Regions from separate parts of the Homo sapiens genome. Here region 1 is linked to region 2. Evidence: chromatin loops called from intact Hi-C (ENCODE). Cell type or tissue: gastrocnemius medialis. All regions are shown on one strand.

Region 1 (5,000 bases), 76 kb after region 2:
GTGTTGTCAACGACTGAGCTTCACTGTAGTGTTATCAGGCAGCATTCTGGCCTTTTTATTGGAGGACTGCCAGATTGATTATCTGGAGGTCTTTCTCTGGGACCATAAAATAAAATGTGCCCATATGGATGCATATATTCCTATGTATCAGCAAAATTTTAATTACTGGGCCAAGAAGTATGCAAATTTAAGACTTTTGATGTATAGTAGTCCCCCCTTATCTATGGTTTTGCTTTCTGTGATTTCAGTTACCCTTGGCCTACCCTGACCCTTGGTCAAGAAAACGCAATGTTTGGTCTGAAAATACTAAATGGAAAATTCCAGAAACAATTCATAAGTTTTAAATTGCATGCTGTTCTGAGATTGTTCTCACACCTTCCAACTCTGTCCCGCCTAGGACATGACTCATCCCTCTGTCCAGCATAACTGTCTACACTACCCACCCGTTAGTCACTTAGTCGCTGTCTTGGTGATCAGATCAACTGCCTTGGTACAGCAGTGCTTGACTTCAAGTAATCCTTATTTTACTGAATAAAGTGCTTCGGGAAAGCACAAGAGTAGTGATGCTGGCAATTCAGATACACTAACGACAAGCCATAAAGTGCTTCCTTTAAGGAAAAAGGTAAATGTTCTTGACTTAATAAGGAATTAAAAAAAAATATGCTGATGTTGCTAAGACCTAACATAAGAACAAATCTTCTATCCATGAAATTGTGAAGAAGGAAAAAGAAATTTGTGCTAGTTTTGCTTTGCACCTCAAATTGCAAAAATAACAGCTACAGCGTATGCTACGTGCTCAGTTGAAACAGAAAAGGCATTAAATTTGTGGGTGGAAGACACCAACATAAACGTGTTCTGACTGACGGCAACAGAGTTCCATCAGAGGTTTCAGGCATCTACTAGGGGAGGTCTTGGAACATATCCCCTAATGAGAAGGGGGGACTAGTATATTCATCTATTTCATGATTCAACTTAAATCTCAGTTCCTCAGAGAGAGCTTCTCTAACCTTCAATTCTCAATTTGCCTCTCATCAGGGTAATCTCTCTTCATTTCTCTTTCTCAATTAATTAAAAAGAAGTTTTTTTGTTAACTAAATTATGGTATGTTTCCTAATGAAACAGTATACAACTATTTAAATGAGGTTACAAAAACGTATGTAGAACACAGGGTTAAGCAAGACAATTTTTAAGAATTAGAACAAGATGGAAGGGGGGAATTTGTCCTACTGGCTATCATGACATTTCACAAGACTGTAATAGTTAAGAAAGTATGGAACTGGCACAAGGACAGTGAGGCTGACTGACCAAAACAGAAAGCCTGGCAACAGGCCCATGTGTGATATAAACTTGACATCCATGGGCAAGGATGGCCTTCTCAATAAATGAGGCTAGGTCAACCAATTATCCATACGGTGGGGGGGGTGGGGGAGACAATATCTCTATCTCACTCCATATTACAGAAAAAATAAATTCCCATTTAAAGACCAAAAAAGGAAACAGGAAAACTTTAAAATTCGTAAAGAAAGATGTGTGACTTTTGGATAGGCCCAGATTTCTTAAAACTCTCTTTCTCTCTCTCTCTCTCTCTCTCACACACACACACACACACAAACACACACACGTGCACACAGGCACATATATTCAAATCTAAAAAAGAAAATACTGTAGAATATAACTTCATCAAAATCAAAACTCTTGGATGTCAGGGGCACTAAAATAAGAATATATGCCACAGACTTTGTGCAGATATTTGTAATACATGTAATTACCAAAAGATCAGTATCCAAAATACACAAAGAATGCTTTAAAATCTATAGAAATATACAAACAATCCACTTAAAAGACGAACAAAGGATATCCCAAAGGAAGAAATCTGAATTGCCAATAAGCATATTAAAAGACTTTTCACCACAATGAGATACCAGGTCGCATCTCATCAGCTTGGCAAAAATATAAGTTTGACAATATCAAGTACTGGTGAGGCTACAGAATAGTAGAAACTCATTTCTGATGGAAGGAAAATGATTCAATCTGGCAATATCTAATAAAATAGAAGATGTATACATCTTAAGAGCTAGTAATTCTATTTCTAGGAATATACCTTTGATGGGTAGCTTTCAAAGTTTTGATCATCACACATATTTTCATTATGACCCAGTATACACATACTTACTTATTTAACCGAAATGAAAATTCACAAAACAGTGCTTATTCTTACTGTGACACATTTTGAGAGTTTCCATTTTGTTCTCATTCATTTTTTAATGTTGGGTGACTCACTCAATTGATTTTACAACCACTAATGGGTAAATACACTCAGTTTAAAAAACTGTCCCAGAAAATATTCTCATACATATTTTCTTGTGCACATGTGAGAGAATGTTCACTGTGGCATTCTTTGTCAAAAAAATAATTTAAACAGTGTAACAGTCAATCAGCAGAAGAATGAATTTAAAATTAAGGGCATATTCACACAATGGAATACAAAATATCAGCACAAAGGAAAGAACCAAACCTGTAAATATCAACACAGATAAATCTCATTAACTTTATACTAAGTAAAATGGGCAAGATATAGATGAATATATATAGTATATCATTTGTACAAACTTTTTAAACACGCAAAATAATACTGTTGAGGAATATATTTATGTATAATGAATACATAAAGTATGAAGACAGGCGTGGGGAAAAAGGGGAATGAGATCAGGGAAAAGTACAGAAAAGTTAAGTGAACAACTAAATCTAAATTATTAAAAACTGCCCATCTTCAGACGAGATTGGGCGCAATCAAGGTGGTATGGCCATAGACAAAAATTAAACTATTGCCTCCCAGGGCAGCAGCTTCCTTCCAGACACAAGGCTAATGAAGATTCAGATTGCCAGTTAGAGAGACTCATGCAGCCAAACTGAGATCAGTCTTCAAAGCTTACAGCACTCATCCTTTAAAAGTGTTCTGTCTATTTAGTAATCAAGTACTTACACTGAGTATCTATTTTTAACTAAGTAATGAAATTCAGAACATGGACAAAAAAATGCAATAGGTAGTTGTGGGCGGATGAGATGTCACAGCAGATGCCCCAAACACAGCCATGTGCCAGTGAGGTTGAGTCACTGCAATATGCTGAAAAAAGATACTGAGGCTCAGCTGCCACAGGTTGCAGTGAGCCCTCTCTGCTTTCCTCACTGTTGTATTTGCCAGGCATCATTCCAGAATGCTGAACAGACACTTAGACATTTTCAAGATTAGAAAAATCACTAAAAATGACAAAATATGGCATCTTACAAATAGCACATGCTTGTGATCAAATTAACACAGAGCAAAGAACTAATAAACAGTAAGCTCATGGAATAATTCTCTAAAATTAATAATTTGGTCCCTTCAGATCTCAGTCTGTATTTTACCTGCAAGAGTAAATCCAGTATTAGATAATACACTTTACTATAATTTCCTTTTTTTTTTTTTTTTTTTTGAGACAGAGTCTCACTCTGTCGCCCAGGCTGGAGTGCAGTGGTGCAATCTCGGCTCACTGCAAGCTCCACCTCCCGGGTTCACGCCATTCTCCTGCCTCAGCCTCCCGAGTAGCTGGGACTATAGGCACCCGCTACCATGCCCGGCTAATTTTTTGTATTTTTAGTAGAGACGGGGTTTCACCGTGTTAGCCAGGATGACCTCGATCTCCTGACCTTGTGATATGCCCGCCTCGGCCTCCCAAAGTGCTGGGATTACAGGCGTGAGCCACCGCGCCCGGCCTACTATAATTTCAAAAATGTCAACTCATTTCAGGGAATGTCATTAAAAAGAATTATGCATAACAGAAAGTAAGCAATACACTATCAGGCCAATAAAAATCCTTCCAAACCACAAGAACAAACCACTCTGATACCCAAAACAAGTAGTTTCTCAAGGAAAACATCTAACTCATTCATTCATCCATTCAAATCCTACTTACTACATTACATGTGAAAAGTACGAAGATAGATCTTAAGGAGGTATAAACATAAATTAAACAAGAACTTGGCCCTTAAGATACTGATGGGTCTAGCAATGGAGTTTAGAAACATACACAGTCTTATTAAGTAAGGTAGAAAAATCTAGATAACATAAGAGAAATATATATGAATTGCTATTTAAAAAAAAAAAAAAGAAATCTTGCTTCGATTAGGTTCTTGCCTATTTCTCCTATGAACCAGATCTAGAATATAGATAACTTAGACCTTATCTCTTCAAGGCCAACTGGCTACATGTAATAAGACTGGTTCTTGTGACCTTTAAAAATTGTCTCCTTGTTTTATACTTTTATTTATACTGTGTCCTATAGGGTATACCTCTTCGAGTTAATAGAAATTAGACATGTAGATCCTACCACTCATAACTGTGTCTGCTGAAGATCTAAAAGAAAGGAATGCCAAAAGTGACACACCAAAAAGAAGCCATTCTTTTCCCTAACTCTGTCATTGTTTTGTTACAGAAACGAGAAATTCACACTTCGGCTGATGGAAGGATTGAAGAAGGAATTGTTAATGAACTTCTAAAGAACTTCCCTGAATCTTTCAGACAAGTACTACATAAAAGGCATCAATAATGTTCCAGATTAACAAGGTCTTTCACATCATTTTATGAATGTGGGTAGAGGTATTTTTATTTCTTTTTTGAAGCTAACGAAAGTAAATTCCATACATATTAAATGTCATTAAATGCCATATCACATATTTTTCAGGCAGTTAATCCAGAAAAAGCTAGGACTAGGCCAGGCACAGTGGCTCACGCCTGTAATCCCAGCACTTTGGGAGGCCAAGGTGGGTAGATCACCTGAGGTCAGGAGTTTGACACCAACCTAGCCAAGATGATGAAACCCCATCTCTACTAAAAATACAAAAAATTAGCCAGGCATGGTGGCGGACGCTGTAGCTACTCAGGAGGCTGAGGCAGTAGAATCGCTTGAACCCAGAAGGCAGAGGTTGAGGAGCCAAGATCGCGCCATTGCCCTCCAGCCTGG
Region 2 (5,000 bases):
TCATTACTCCCTGAAACTTGCCAGGCTATAACAGTGGGAGCAATGGGGGCAGAAGTTCCTTCCTTTCAAAATGCACATCAACAGTGCTTTATAATATGACACATACATGAAATCACAGAAATGTTAAATACAAAGTAGATTTTATTTACACGCTTGTGCCTTAGCAGCTGACAATTTTTAGAAGGTATCAGCACCATCTCAGGAAGGCTCACTTACCAGATATGCAGAGTGGACCATATCTCCTACTCCCTAATTACAGAAGGAACACAGCCTGTCCACAGGATACTTGCCTTATTCCTCACCAGTGAAATATTATCATACTATTTTGTCTATCAGTTTCAATAACTGCCAGGAAAACATAGTTTCTAAGAAACAATTCAATACTAATACAACTAATACAATCACTAATCATTAGAGAAATACACATCAAAACCACGAGATACCATCTAACATCAGTCAGAATGGCTATTACTAAAAAGTCAAAAAATAACAAAATGCTGGTGAGGCTGCACAGAAAAGGAAATGCTTACACACTGTTGGTGGGAACATAAACTAGTTCAGCCACTGTGGAAAGCAGTTTGGAGATTTCTCAAAGAACTTAAAATAGAGCTACCATTCAACCCTGCAATCCCATTACTGTGTATATACCCAAAAGAATATAAATCATTCTATGAAAAAAACACATATACTCATATGTTCATTGCAGCACTATTCACAATAGCAAAGACTTGGAATCATCCTAGATGCCCATCAAGAGTGAATCTGATAAAGAAAATGTACATAGGCCAGGCGCAGTGGCTCACACCTGTAATCTCAGCACTTTGTGAGGCTGAGGCAGATGGATCACCTGAGGTGAGGAGTTCGAGACCAGCCTGGTTAACATGGCGAAACCACGTCTCTACTAAACAAAAAAATACAAAAATTGGCTGGGCATGGTGGCGCATGCCTGTAGTCTCAGCTACTTGGGAGGCTAAGGCAGGAGAATTGCTTGAATCCAGGGGGTGGAGGTTGCAGTGAGCCGAGATTGTGCCGCTGCACTCCAGCCTGGGCAACAGAGTAAGACTCCATCTCAAAAAAAAAAAAAGAAAAAAAGAAAATGTGGTACATATACACCATGGAATACTACACAGCCATAAAAAAGAATGAGATCATGTCCTTTGCAGCAATATGGATGTAGCTGGAGGCTATTATCCTACCAAACTAACCAGGAACAGAAAGCCAAATACCACATGTTCTCACTTGTAAGTGGAAGCTAAACATTGGAGTATACATGGACACAAAGAGGGGAATAATAGACACTGGGGCCTACTTGAGGGTGGAGGGTGAGAGGAGGGTGATGGTCAAAAACCTACCAATCGGGTACTTTGCTCACTATCTAGGTGACTAAATCTTTTGTACACCAAACCCCAGTGATATGCAATTTACCCACGTAACAAACCTGCACATGTAACCCCAGAACCTAAAATGAAACTTGAAAAAGAAAAAAAGAAAAAGGTAAATGACTGGTTTTCTGCCAATGATAGATTATTCTTATCAGTTGCTGCATTAAATGATTACTGACTGAAACTCCAAGTATGGAAGTGAGAGTCAGACAAGAACTTTGTGGAAACGCCAGTTTGAAGGAGATAGTCTCAACAAAAAGTAAGTTCAAGCAATAGAGTTTGTGTCCGTCCATTTTTGCATCACTATAAAGAACTAACCGAGGACTGGATAATTTATAAAAAGAGGTTTAATTGGCTCACAGTTCTGCAGGCTGTACAGGAAGCATGGTGCCAGCATCTGCTTCTGGCAAAGACCTCAGCAAGCTTACAATCATGGCAGGAGGTGAAGGGAGAGCAGGCACATCACAAGATGAGAGTGGCAGTGAGAGCAAGAGGAGGTGCCACGCTCTTTTAAACAACCAGATCTCACATGAAGTCAGAGCAAGAACTCTTTCATTATCACAAGGACAGCACCACACCATTCATGAGGGATCCACCCCCATGACCCAAACACTTCCCACTAGGCTCACCTCCAACACTGGAGGTCACATTTCAACATGATATTTGGAGGTGACACATATCCAAACCATTTCAGAGCTTTACGAAAAACTTTGAAGAGGTGACTCATTTCCAAGAGTTAGCTCTAACCCTTAGTGTGTCCTTACACTGAAATTTAATATCTCTCTGAAAATTCCATTTGCTGGTTCTGAGAACTTTATGGGACAAGTTTAATTTATCTGTAATATCACAGCCCTTCAATTATTTGAAGGCAGTTCTCGTGACCTATCTTTCAACCCCACTAGGAGTCACCTCTTAGACAGGCTTACTATCCCAGTCTCCTTCACTATTCCTCATCTGACTTGTTTCAATTTCCTTCATCATTTGGCTCTCTCCTCTCTGAATATGTACCAGTTTGTCTATAGCTCTCTTAGAGGATAACACCCAGATCTCAAGATAAGATTCTAGGTGTGTTCTAAAGAGCACAGAAACAAATACAAAAATCCATGCCTTAATTTATGTATTAAACTTCTATTGATAAATGGCATTGTAAGTTAAAATAGCTTTTTTGGCAGCCTCATCAGTAGTGACTCCTATTATGCTTCTTATTAACTAAAAGCCCTAACATTTTTATGTATTTACCACTGCTAAGCTACATATCCCTCTTCTTAACTGGGACAACTAAATTTTAGAATCCATTTTGAAATTTTAAATTTATCTGTATTATATTTCAGTATCGCTAGATTTACCTATTTAAAGTCCATCATGATATTCTTAGATTCTACTCCAATTTTGGGTTGGCACTCCTAACTTCAAATTATAAACATACTGGCTAGGCATCCTTCTGGAAACCTCCCTTTATGACAATTTATAAACAATAAACAATCTTGGGTGCAATAATTTAAACAATAATGTCTAACCAATAATAATATGAACTTAAACATTCATCACAAGTTTGTCAAGGAACTTGTCAACTGCCTCAGCAATGTAGGCTGTTGTGCCTACAAATGCAAGGATGCCACTAATTATTCCATTGCACAGCATTCTTTTCATCTTGAGTGGTAGAGTTTAATTTCCAATATCAAGGAAAAAGACTCTAAGGAATTACTACATCTGAGAGTTGGCATATTTACATGAATTAGGCTCTCAAACAAAATCTGTAGAACAAAGGATGGAAGTAGGGGGCAGAGGCTAAACTTAGGTCATTTAAATTTGCCTCCTCTTCTTAGAAGACTTCCTTCTGCCATATCCCTCTCCTAGACTTCGGACCACACCTAATCCTTCTTTGCACTTCTAATATCTGAAGCAGTGCTATGTAATAGAAATAATAATGCAAGCCACATACATAATTTTAAACTTACCAGTAGCCACATTCAAACAGTAAAAAGAAAAAAGGTGACATAAAAATTATAAACTATTTTTTAACTTTATACACAGTAAAATTCATCTTTTTCTGTACACCTATAAGAGTTGTATAACATGCAGAGATTTGTGTAAACATCACCAAAATTAGGATACAGAACAATTCTATCACTCTCCAATATGTCTTCATGCTATCCCTGTGTATTTAAATATTCCGACCATTCCTTATTCCTGGAAACCTCTGACCTGCTCTTGGCCCCTTCAGTTTTGCATTTTTCCAGAATGCCATATAAATGGAATCATGCAGTATGTAACCTTTTGAGACCAGCTTCTTCTTTCACTTAGCATAAGGCATTTGAGACTCAAATTGCTGCATGTATCAATAGCTTGCTCCTTTTTTATAGCCTACTAGTATATTCCATTGTACAGATGTACCATAGTTTGTATATCCATCTACCCAATGAAAGACATGTAGGTGATTTCCAGTTTGTGATGATTATGAATGATGCTGCTACAAACATATATGTACATGTTTTGCGTGAATGTACATTTATCATTTCTAGATAAATGTTTAAGACTGGATTGCTAGGTCATATGATGAAGTGTATCTTTAACCATAAAACAAACTGCCAACCTTTTTTCCTGAGTGACTATTACATTTAGCAAACCAACAACGCATGAGAGTTCCAGTTTCTACACATTCGTGCCAACATTTAATATGGTCAATTTTGTTATTATTGTCATTGATTTTAGTCATTCTAACAGGTACATCATGGCATCTCATAATGATTTTAATCTGCATTTTCCTAATGACTAATAAAGTTGAGCATCTTTTCATGTGTTTATTTGCTACCTGTATATATTCCTTGGTGGAGTATCTGTTCAGATCTGTTCCCCATTTTTTTTATTGTTGTTGGTTTTCTTAATGTTGACTTTTGAAAGCTACATATTCTTGAAATTTGTTCTCTGTTAGATACATGATTTGCAAATATTTTCTCTTACTGCTTCTTGTCCTCCTCTTCCTCTTAACAGTCTCTTCAGCAGAGCAAAAGTTTTAAGCTTCAGTGAAATCCAATTTATCAACTTTTTTCTTTTATGGATTATGTTTCTACTGTTGTATCTAACTCAATGCCCAGCCCAAGTCACAAAGCCTTCCTTCTATGGTTACTTCTTGGATTTTTATGGTTTGAAATTTTCCATTTAAGAATGTGATTCACCAATTTTTGAACATGGTTTGAAATATAAGTCAAGGTCCTTTTTTTTGCATGTAGATGTCTACTTGCTGAGAAGACTCCTTTTGCCATTGAAGTGCCTTTGCGTTTTTGTGGAAAATCATTGACCATATTTATATGGATCTATTATTGGACTATTTTGTTCTATTGATCTATGGCTCTTCTTTTGCCAATATCACACTGCCTTGATAATAAGTCTTCAAACTGAGTAGTCTGACTCCTCCATTTTTATTGTTCTTTTCCAAAATTGTTTTGGCTATTTTAATTCTTTGCTTCCCACGTAAATTTTAAAATCATCTTGTCAATATCTACCCAATCCTGCTGGGATTTTGATGGGGATTACACTAAATAGTGTACATTAATTTAGGGAAAATTGACTTAGGAAACTAATTAAAACTAATTAGGGAAAACATCTTAACTATGTTGA

What was found. Peaks named below come from ENCODE experiments on the same cell type or tissue, not always from the same donor. Only the 100,000 strongest peaks of a DNase experiment are listed, where the experiment ranks them.
Region 1: it touches region 2 in a loop (2.1-fold over the local background); 7 of 110 quality-filtered maps call a loop at or near these places.

The regions. Positions count from the first base shown.
Region 1 is chr2:27,899,516-27,904,515 of GRCh38, reverse strand. The region is part of intron 2 of BABAM2 (BRISC and BRCA1 A complex member 2); the gene reads right to left. Among named protein-coding and RNA genes, the nearest start is that of BABAM2-AS1, 11 kb to the right of the region's middle. In gastrocnemius medialis, no CTCF peak of the experiment used is centred here; DNase peaks (open chromatin) are centred at 415 and 3,105; H3K27ac peaks cover 4,628 bases.
Region 2 is chr2:27,975,117-27,980,116 of GRCh38, reverse strand. The region is part of intron 3 of BABAM2 (BRISC and BRCA1 A complex member 2); the gene reads right to left. Among named protein-coding and RNA genes, the nearest start is that of MIR4263, 19 kb to the left of the region's middle. In gastrocnemius medialis, no CTCF peak of the experiment used is centred here; a DNase peak (open chromatin) is centred at 1,926; H3K27ac peaks cover 2,986 bases.